2 separate regions of the Homo sapiens genome follow, and region 2 is linked to region 1. Evidence: chromatin loops called from intact Hi-C (ENCODE). Cell type or tissue: IMR-90. All regions are shown on one strand. Links, peaks and the distances in the headings refer to the core of each region. The heading gives the core; the rest is flanking DNA.

Region 1 (5,380 bases), core at 209-5,208:
CTCCTTCCGCCTGGCCCTGCGGCTTCTGCAGGCTCACTGGAAGGCCTGCTCTTGGAAGAGATACTATCACTGGCTGGCTATGGTGGTGCATGCTGCATTGTTTGAGAAAAATGTTGACCCTTCCATGTGAACCTTTATTTTTCTCTTTGTCAAAGTGTAGCATGGGGCATGGCTCCTGCGTTGAACAGCCTGTGGGGCTGGGTGAGAGGAGCACAGGCTGCCCGAGGAGCTGCAGGCATCTGCTACCTGCTGGCATAAACTCTTTATGCCCCTGAGAGCAAAGCCAAACAGGCCATCCAGAAACCCAGGGACTGCTATCAGCTCCCCTACTCACTTTGCAATTAGATGCACCCATTCGTGTTTCTGACCCTCAAGGTCTCCTGGGGTGGAAAAGGACAGAGAGGTACTACTGACCTTGAGGGAGGATCGGTGTCAAGGCTCTGCTGTACTGGTGTGTCTGTGAGCATGGTACAAATGCTCCCTCGGCCTCAGTTTCCTCCTCTGTAAAATGGGATGACAACAATCCCTACCTCCTAAGGGGTTATTGAGGGTCAAATACGTAGTGCACAGAATGCTTCTGATCAATTCCTGGAACACAGACATTCTCAAAAACCATCAGCTGTTATTTGTTCTTCTTACTGGTGCCTCTAACAGCAGGATTTTCTTTTTTTATGACGTTTTAAATCACTTAGGTAAACTCTGCTTTTTTTAGAGAATGTGGAAAATACAGGATCATGTAAAGGATTAGCATCGTTCTCATATTTCCCTTTAGGCATTATTATATTTGTACTGTCTTTCTTCATATGCGTTTATCATTCCTGGAACCATGTAAGTTAATTTACAAACAAAACCCCTTTTCTTCATTTTAAAAGCAGCACATGCTCATTAAGGATGACTGAGGATAAACCAAGCGTAGAGAGGCAGAATAACACAGTGGCCAAGAACACAGACCCTAGAGCTGCATGGCCAGGGTCTGCAGTCACTGGCTGTGTGACCTTGACAAAGGTACTTACCTACTCTGGCCCTCCATACTCTCACCTGTGAGTGAGGTTAACAGTACCCACCTCGCAGGATTGTTTTGAGGTTTGGGTGATTAGTGCCTCACAAGGGCTTTCCACAGCGCCTGGCATACAGTAAGTGCTCAATAAATTTTAGCAATCATTATTACAAAGATGACAGCACAAATCACCATCTCTCACCACCCAGAAACACTGACATGCATTTAGATCTTCCCTTCTCGTCTGTTTCTATGCACAAGGCTTATTTCTTATGAGTAATTTTTAATAAATCCCAACACAGTTCTCCTAATGACAGAAAGCTTAGAGACAAATACGATTCTCTGAAGAACATACTTCTGAAGAATACAATTATCTATTGCAATAGAATTTCAGGTGCTGATAGAACGGAACTGCAAGGACCAGGCACTTCTCAGCTGTCCTTGGGAGAGTGGTGAAGGGAGAACCTACTGTACCCAGGAGTCACGCTGCCCTGCACTCAAACCTCTGCTCAGATCCCTTCCTGAACGTGGGAAGGGAGGGCACCTGAGGACAGTGAGATCTCACATGACAGTCAGTCCTGACTTCTTAGCAGTGACAGAGACAGCACCAAGCTAGCTGGGCAGCAGAAGGGCAGAGCTGAGGGTTCTGTACTTGACAAAATGAGAGATCCCTTTGGGGGAAGCCTGAGGTTTTCTTTAGAGGAATCTTGAGATTTGCTTGACTCAACTTCGAGGAAACAAGAAAACGGTCTCTCCTATAATATCTCGCAGGGCTGGTACACACGGGTGACGGCTTCTACCTCTTTACAAGGAAAGTGATCATTTCGTCTGATTATAAAAGTAATGCATTCAGCAGGGGGAAAACACAGTTTTCCTACCATCCAGAGGCAGTCATTTTCTTCAGCTCTTTCTCTGCCCCTTCTGATTTATTCAAGGTCAATCATTCTCACTATGCCTTGATAAGGTGAGTTTATGAGACTCTTTTTGTAGATGAGAATACAGAAGCGCAGAGAGATCAGTCAGCTGCACCAAGGTCACACAGCTTGTACATGGTGGAAGTGGATTTTAACTCAGGACTCCGGGACCTAGTTCCTAGAGAAAGAGCAGGTATCACGGCACAGTGGTGAAGGCGTGAGAATCAGCCAAGGCTGATTCCTACCAGGCTGGAATCCTGGTTACATTTCTCAATTTCTGGAAGATTCACTTCCCAACTCTGAGTCTGGGAAGAAGGGTTATCAGTCTTGTAGAACAGTGAGAATTATATGTAATGCATGCAAATCTTCTGATATCTGGCATGAATAGAAGCTTTCTAGAATTATCTTTGTGTTTCAGGAACAATGAGTCCAAGAATGGGGGCGTGCATGGCTGGTCTCCCTAGGCTGTTTCTTTGGCTGGACTTGGAGTAATTTTAACCCTAGATGGTTCTCGCAAGTGGGAGGAGTGAGGAGGAAACGCGGGTTGGCTGTGACTCTGCCCCACTAGAGGGCAGTGCTGACCTAGGAAAAAGAGCAATTCCAGGCTGCTTGAACATCCTTGGCCTCCACTTCCTAAATGCCTGTGAAACCCTCCGTCAGGGCTTTGCGTTTCTCATCACCCACTTGCCTTCGTCTCCTCAATTTATATAAATGTATTGCCACATCTTAAATCTGCAGGCTCAAAGTTCTCCCCTCAGAGGGAGCATTCTGCATCATATGTGCATGAATAAAACATGATCCATAAACAGCAGGAAACCTGCAATACACATTTATCTGGTGCCTGCTGCCAACAGCCTGCCAGCATTACATAACTGACCTTGCTTATGTCTGAGGAGGAGGTGAACAGGGAAGGAGACGGTGAGGAGGTGACCATTTATTGAGCACAAATTAGGTGTTAGACACTGTGTAATAGAATTATCTCCATCACAAAGTTTACAAACAAAACCAAACACTAATGTTACCAAATCCACACAGTACATGACAGAGCCAGAGCATATGTGCCCCTCCCCACATTACTGCACCTGTTGACCTCTTAGATCAGATACATCAATGGGGCTCAAACTGGGCTGCACATTGGATTCACCTCAGAAACTTGTAAAAAGAAAACACCAATCCCTAGGTCTCACTCCTGGAGATTGTGATGAAGCTGGTCTGGAAGACACACTAGGCAATGGGCTTTTCCCAAAGTCCCCAGGTGATTCTACCTGCAGACAGGTTGAGAATCCTGGACTAGAACCAGCCTCTGCCCTTGCTGCCCTTGACCAGACTTTCTCATTAAAAAGCACCATCAGTGGGCTGGGTGCAGTGGCTCACACCTGTAATCCCAGGACTTTGGGAGGCCGAGGTGGGCAGATCGCCTGAGGTCAGGAGTTCGGGACCAGCCTGGCCAACATGGTGAAAACCTTATCTCTACTAAAAATATAAAAGCCAGGCATGGTGGTGGGCACCTGTAATCCCAGCTACTAGGCAGGCTGAAGCAGGGAGAATTGCCTGAATCTGTGAGGTGGAGGTTGCAGTGAGCCAAGATCGCACCAGTGAGCCGAGATCACAACACTGCGCTCCAGCCTGGGCAATAGAGCGAGACTCTGTCTCAAAAAAAGGAGAAAAAGAAAAAAAAAAGCACCACTAGTGGTACCAGCACTGACCAAAGAAATAGCTGGTACCCAAAATGCATTTGGGAGGTAAAGAGTAGAATGATGGTTACCAGAGGCTGGGAAGGGGGCAGGGGAGGTGGGGATGGTTAATGGGTGCAAAAATATAGACAGGATGAATAAACTCTAGTATCTGATATTGCAACAGGGTGACTACAGTCAACAGTAATTTATTTTACATTTAAAAATAACTGAAAGAGTATCACTGGAATGTCGGTAACACAAAGAAATGATAAATGCTTGAGGTGATGATGGATACCCCATTTACCTTGATGTGATTATTGCACATTGTAGGCCTGTGTCAAAAAATCTCACGTACCCCATACACACACACACACACACACACACACACACACACACACACACACACAGCTACTATGTATCCATAAAAATGAAAAATACCTACCTTCCCCCGCCCAAAAAAAATGCATCTGGGCACATGGGCTAAAGGAAGAATATGGACACAATTTGATATTCACCCTGGAAGGTGGAGGGGCAGCCATTCACCAAATGTGGCCAGACCAAAGTCACTGAGCATGGTGACAGAACCCAAATCTCTCGTAAAGCCAGCCAAAGCAGCACTGTATGCCGCCACGAGTGTGAGCACTCAGCACAGAACTCTGCCTGGTGTACCCCGTGTGGCCTCTGGGGCACCGAGTATGGCCCCTACTGCTGTCTGGTATGGGCATGGGCCTTGCTTATGCTGGTCTTCAACCCAGTTTCTCCTTCTCCTCCAGGGCCCTAGCGGTGCATCAAAAACTGATCCTCCATTCAAAGCCTGCCTTAAATACCACCTCCTCCAAGGGGCCTTCCTAGATTTTCTCTCATCCTTCACCTTCTCTCTTCTGTCATAGTACGTGACCTGAGACTTTTTCTATAGTTCTGCTTCTAGTTGGACTGGAGGAAAAAAAAAAAAAAACTCCATGTATTGGGCTTGCCATAATAATTGTAGGCTCGGGAAAAGCAGAGACCCTGTTTAAAAAAACACAAAAATCACCTTTTCCATAGGGGCAGTACAGCCCTGGAGGAGGGACTCCGTGTGTGTTGAACTGTAAACTGATTACTACCCAGGCCTGGGAGGGGTAGGAAGCCCTGGCCTCATGGAGAATAATTTGTATAACGATATCCCACAAAGCTAGACGACTTCAGGATGCTCGGGGAGGATCTGCAGTTGGTCAAAGCCGCAGCTGTTGCCACTCTGGGCTTCTCAACCTAGCTGAAAGAGGCATCTTTTCTTTCTCTCCAGGCCCAGCCAGGCCTTACCAGGGTGAAGGCACATGCCTCTCTGGCTGGCTAGCCGCAGGCCGGAAATCCATCCAGAGAAACAACAGCTTGTGCCTTCCTGAAGGGCCCGCATTCTGTGTGTGAGCCCAGTGGGGTCCTCCCAGAAGCTCTCTAGGGACATCCTCTCAGATGCAGGTTTTGCAGGCTCCCTGCTGTCCACACCCAAGCCCCCAGCAAGGGGCAGTGCAGAGACCGCAGGACCTTGTGTCTAGTTCAGGCTTCAAAGCTCTGCAGGACAACTTAGCAACAGCAGGAGGCTGTGCTCGAGGCACTCACCCCTCAAAGCCTCAGCAGCTCCATCTGGAAAACAGGGCAGTCACCTGCCCTGCTCTCCCCCTATTACGGGCTGGACTGTGTCCCCTCAAATCCATGTTGAAGCCCTGGCCGCGGGAACCTCAGCACGTGATTGTGTTCAGAGATAGGGCTTTTAAAGAGATTATTACATTACAATGAGGCCCTTAGATGGGCCCTAA
Region 2 (5,380 bases), core at 187-5,186, 1.0 Mb after region 1:
CTAGCTCTCACCAAGGGAATGATGCTGTGCTGTTGTCTCCTGCAGGTCAAAATGACTAAGAAACATACGTGTCTTCCACACAGTCACTCTCCCTGACCCATCTGCTGAATGAAAATAACTCTGGGAACTTAGCAGAGGGCAGAGCCACAGGATGAAGGCACCTGGGCTCTGAGTAGCCAATCAGTATGGACCAGGAAACTAAGAGAGAAATATGTTTGTTCGTGTTAATCCTTGAGAAGTGGTGTTAATCTACTATAGCAGCTAACATCACCCAATTAATACAGAAAACATATGCAGCTAAAATAGACTTGAATATATATTTGGAAAAATTTGAATTCTTCCCTTCCATAAAGAAGTATACATATTTGCAGTTCCCAAGTTCACAGATGCAGGATCCAAGGGTCAAGTGTCTTCAAAAGCCAACAGCTTTGAATTTGCTCTTAACCCCTCTTGGACATAGGCTTCTGCGCCATAAAGGCAGTAAAGTCACTGGCCCAGTGCTCAGTACCAGTTGATATTCATTAAATGTCAATTTCCTTCATCTCTTCAGTTTTTAATCTCTAACTAAATAGAGAGATGCTGCTCAGACGCTCTACATTGTGGAGGCATAATCAAATATAAACCACTTGATCAAAAGTAAAAACAGAAGAAGGAAGCCTACATGAAAAGAAAGCACAGAAATCTTTCTTGGCCACAAGTACATAGAAACACCATTTGCTCTTGCCTGATTCTGCTGTTGTCCTTAGTGTATGGTTACTGTTAGACCTTGATACTGGTGTTTTCTTTTGTTTTGTTTTGTGTTGTTTTGTTTTGTTTTGTTCGAGACAGGGTCTTGCCTGTCACTCAGGCTAGAGTGCAGTGGCACAATCTCAGCTCACTGCAGCCTCGACATGCCAGGCTTCAAGCGCTCCTCCTGCCTCAGCCTCCTGAGTAGCTGAGATTACAGGCACACACTACCATGCCCAGCTAGTTTTTTTATTTTTTGTAGAGATGGGGTCCCACTGTGTTGCCCAGGCTGTTCTCAAACTTCTGGGCTCAAGCAATCCTCCCACCTCAGCCTCCCAACGTGCTGGGATTACAGGCGTGAGCCACTATGCCTGTTCCTTGAAATTGTTTTGATCTCTTCAGAAATCATTTTAAGGAAGCAAAGGCCAGCTCACAATATGCTTTTATATTACCTTATCAATTTTGTTTTGTGCTGATTTAAAAGATAATTTTGTCCCAGCTACTATGGAGGCTGAGGTAGGAGAATTGCTTGAACCTAAGAGGAGGAGTTTGCAGTGAGCCGAGATCGTGCCACTGCACTTCATCCAGCCTGGGTGACAGAGTGAGACTGCAGAAAGAAGGAAAAGAAAGGATAGGGAAGGGAACAGAAGGATAGGGAAGGGAAGGGAAAGATAGGGAAGAGAAGGGGAGGGGAGGGGAGGAGAGGAGAGGGGAAGGAAGAGGAGAAGAGAAAGAAAGGAAAGAAAGAAAGAGAAAGAAAGAAAGAAAGAAAGAAAGAAAGAAAGAAAGAAAGAAAGAAAGAAAGAAGGAAAGGAGGGAGGGAGGGAGAGAGAAAGAGAGAAAGAAAGAAAAAGAAAGAGAAAGAAAGAAAAGAAAGAGAGAGAAAGAAAGGAAGGAAGGAAGAAAGAAAGAATCTTTTAAAATTTGATTCTGGGTCATATATCACTAGAAAAAATAATTTTGATGATTTTTCAATTTTTCCAAAAGCAATACTGATAAAGACCCCACATTATCCCCCTACTTTTTTCTTTCAGTTGAAGCCTCTATTTCCAACCAACTTGCTGGCAGAATAGGGTGGTTTTTTAAATCTTTGTCATGTTTTCCTATATGTAAAACTAATTCATACACTTTGTAAAATACATTAAATTCAGACAATAGAGAAGTGCAAAAGAAAAAACAGGGAAATGGGATCATGTTATACATCTAGTTTGCCAATTTGTTTTCTCGATTAAACCATTTATCTTGGGTATCTCTTCATGCCCCTCCTTCCCATGGCAAACACCCTCAATGCATTTAAAGTCCTGAGATTTGGTTAAAAGGTGAAAGTGGACGAGTGATGTTTACGCCAACATTCCTTCAGCGCTGACAGCTAATTCCAGACCAGGTTTCATGAGTGTGGGCAGAAACATGCAGGTCCAAGGAACTCATCTGGGCAGAGATGTGCCCAGGGAGGTGTGAGTTTTCCAAGCTTTATTCAGAGCTGGTTCCCTACAAGGGCGTCTTTGTGGCAGGAACCTGCACGTGAATACTGCCAGAGAGGAGAATGCGAATTACTTGAGTATGACGGTAGCTGTCTGCATGGAGAGAAATCACTTATCATGGAGCTTCTGGATGTGTCAACTCAAAGCTCAGAGCAATTAAACAAGGAAGTGGGACTGAGTCTCAGACACGGGCGGGTACACCAGGGTGAGGATCCCTCCTGCACACACAATAGGCTTGCAGGTCTGTTTCCATCACAAGCCGTACTTAAATAAAAGTGATCTCTCCACAAGGCTGAGATGGGCTGTAGCAGCTGCTGCCGGATCTCTATATTCCACGCAGGTGCCTGCCTGGTTCCCTAAGATCCCTGGGCATTGTACCGGGAGGATGGCACCCAATGGCAAGATTGCCTGTTTCAACAGTGCCATCGTGTGTTAGGACAAGCAACAACAGCCAAAACTCTGGGACACCCTTGTCTTCCGGTTTTCTCTGCTGGAGGAGACAGCATCCAAGAATCAAGGAATATCCCTGAGGGAGGAGAGACGTTGGAGTTATCACAGAAGAAAGGATAGCAGGGGAAAAATACATTCTCACTACAAATGGTATGGGATAATAAAGTGAGCTAAGTTAAATATTAAGATAAATATGTGTCTCAAGGTGATGAATAATAAGAATAAAACGAGCTATCTTTTGTTATGTGCTCTCTATGACTCAGGCATATGAGATGCTTTGCTCATTGACTCTTCACAGCAGAACCTATTAGGCATTTATTTATTTTCCTTATTTGAGGAAACTGAAGATCAGAAACATTAAGGAACTTGCCCAAGTTCCACTTGCAAAGTCATGGTAAAGTGGCCGCTCAAATGTAAAACTGTCTACTCTCAAATCCAGGTTCTTTTCATGATTCCAGAGAATATGGGGGAAATAAAGGAATGAATGTCCGCAGAAGGGAAGGGTCCCTCATTACACTCTCTGGCCCATGTAGGTGTGGAGGGGTCAGGAAAGATCTGAGATTCCTCAAACCCAAGGATAGCATTCCTACCAATTGAGAATTCCAGGTTCCAACATCACCATCTCCAGCCTAAACCTTACAAAATATCTACTCGTTTTCACCTCCAATTTTTTATTATATGTGTTAAAAAAAAATTATGGCAAAGTGTGTCCATCGAGAATATCCTTCTTGTTAAATGTCACACTGATTTCCTGGGCATAATGCCGATCTTGGTTTAATTGATCTTTGTTAATGAAGACAGAGCCTTGTAAAGTACAGTAGTTACATTAAATTGATGTGACCTATCCATCTGCTACTAGCACAAATGTTTGTGACAATAGAAAGAGTTGTCAGAGAGGAAACATCCCAGGGTTTTATTACCGCAGCTAACAACCCAACATAACTCAATGCAAATAAGTCTCATCCTGCCGTTCTGTCTTACTGCTGCTGACATTTTGGTCCCCAGGAGCTTTGATGGGACTGAGGGTATACTAATCTGGGATGATTTGGTTGCAAGGAAGGAAAACACACTAAACTAGTTAATGGGAAATTGTGGGTTTTCTCTGAAAGAATCTTTTGTCAATTTTCCTCCATGGAAACCTTATGGACTCAGAAAGCACCAGGTGTCCAAAAATTCTGTTACAAAGCAAAATGTTAATTAAATCAGACGTCTCTGTGTAAAAGCTAAGATGTAGCTGACAAAAATCAGCTGTTGGAATTTCCTGATGGAAATCAGCTGTTGGAATTTCCTGATGAAATCAGGAAAGTGGTGAGTGGAGGTGGAAGGAAGAGGAGTGAAAATAAACTTATGATACAAAATGGGGAGAGAAGAGATACCATCAATAATTAATGGAATGAGAAAGGTCAAACTGGTAACAACTGAGGAACAAAAATGATGATATAACTGGAGAAGGAAGAGGGGGGCTGGGAAGGTAGATTGTGGTATGTATTGGTTAGCTACTGCTGCATCACAAAGTACCCAAAAATTCAGTGGCTTGATACAACAGTCATTTATGATTGTTCATCCATCTGCAGACATACTATAATTCAACTGATCTACGCTGGGTCTGGCCAGATTGCTTTGCTTCTGTATATGAGTCTATAAGTGACTGGGATGGTGTTGCCCTACATTTTCTATGCTCCTCCCAAGACCAGCAGGCTAGCCAGATGATGACAGAGGTACAACAGAACAGACCCTACTGCACAAGCACTTTTCTTTTTTCTCTCTCTCTTTTGTTTTTGAGACAGGGTCTCACTCTTTCACACAGTTGCCCAGGCTGGAGTGCAGCGGCGCAATCATGGCTCACTGCAACCTCTGCCTTTCGGGTCCAGGTGATTCTCCTGCCTCAGCCTCCCAAGTAGCTGGGATTACAGGCATGTGCCACCATGCCCGGCTAATTTTTATATGTTTAGTAGAGACAGGGTTTCACCATGTTGGCCAGGCTGGCCTTGAACTCCTTGTCTCAAGTGATCCACCTGCCTCGGCCTTCCAAAGTGCTAGGATTACAGGCATGAGCCACCGCACCTGGCCCACAAGCACTTTTCTAACCCCTACTTACATCATACCTGAGAACATCCCATTATCTAAAGCATATCACGTGGCTAAGCCCAAAGTCAAAATCTGGGGATACACAAGTGGGCAGGGCTGCAAAGTCACATGGCAGTGGGCCTGGGGTTAGGGAGGGGTGAAGGCTTGGAACCAGTTGGAGCAGGAAAGGTGGGTGGTGGTACAGGTGAACTAAATTCTCATCAACCACAGCAGAAACCAGTAGATAAAGCCCTACAGGGTTGGTGGTGTAGTAGTACAACTTTACTACTTAGAGAAGCTAATTAACACTCAGAGTCAGAGGACTAAAAATTGAAACAGAGGTGTTTCCTTCTGAAGAGCAGTACTAAGACTAGGAGGGGGAAGTTAAGGTTTATAAACCTTTTATTTGTTTGACTTTTTTTAACTGTATATAATTATTAAAATTTGGTGATTTTTTTGTGTGTGTTTTTTTGTTTTTGTTTTTGTTTAGACAGAGTTTCACTCTGTCGCCCAGGCTGGAGTGCAGTGGCACGGTCTCGGCTCACTGCAACCTCCACCTGCTGGGTTCAAGCGATTCTCCTTACCTCAGCATCCCGATTAGCTGTGATTACAGGCGTGCACCACTATACCCGGCTAATTTTTGTATTTTTAGTAGA

The links. Hi-C counts contacts between places; a loop is a spot of excess contacts. Peaks named below come from ENCODE experiments on the same cell type or tissue, not always from the same donor. Only the 100,000 strongest peaks of a DNase experiment are listed, where the experiment ranks them.
Region 2: it touches region 1 in a loop (4-fold over the local background); 9 of 110 quality-filtered maps call a loop at or near these places.

The regions. Positions count from the first base shown.
Region 1 is chr15:92,079,553-92,084,932 of GRCh38, reverse strand. All of the region lies in intron 2 of SLCO3A1 (solute carrier organic anion transporter family member 3A1), which reads right to left. Among named protein-coding and RNA genes, the nearest start is that of SLCO3A1, 230 kb to the right of the region's middle. RefSeq lists an enhancer at 2,537-2,586. In IMR-90, for the core only: a CTCF peak has its summit at 2,478 (motif pointing right); a DNase peak (open chromatin) is centred at 2,502.
Region 2 is chr15:91,053,289-91,058,668 of GRCh38, reverse strand. No RefSeq gene overlaps it. Among named protein-coding and RNA genes, the nearest start is that of VPS33B-DT, 33 kb to the right of the region's middle. In IMR-90, for the core only: a CTCF peak has its summit at 2,628; no DNase peak of the experiment used is centred there; H3K27me3 peaks cover 501 bases.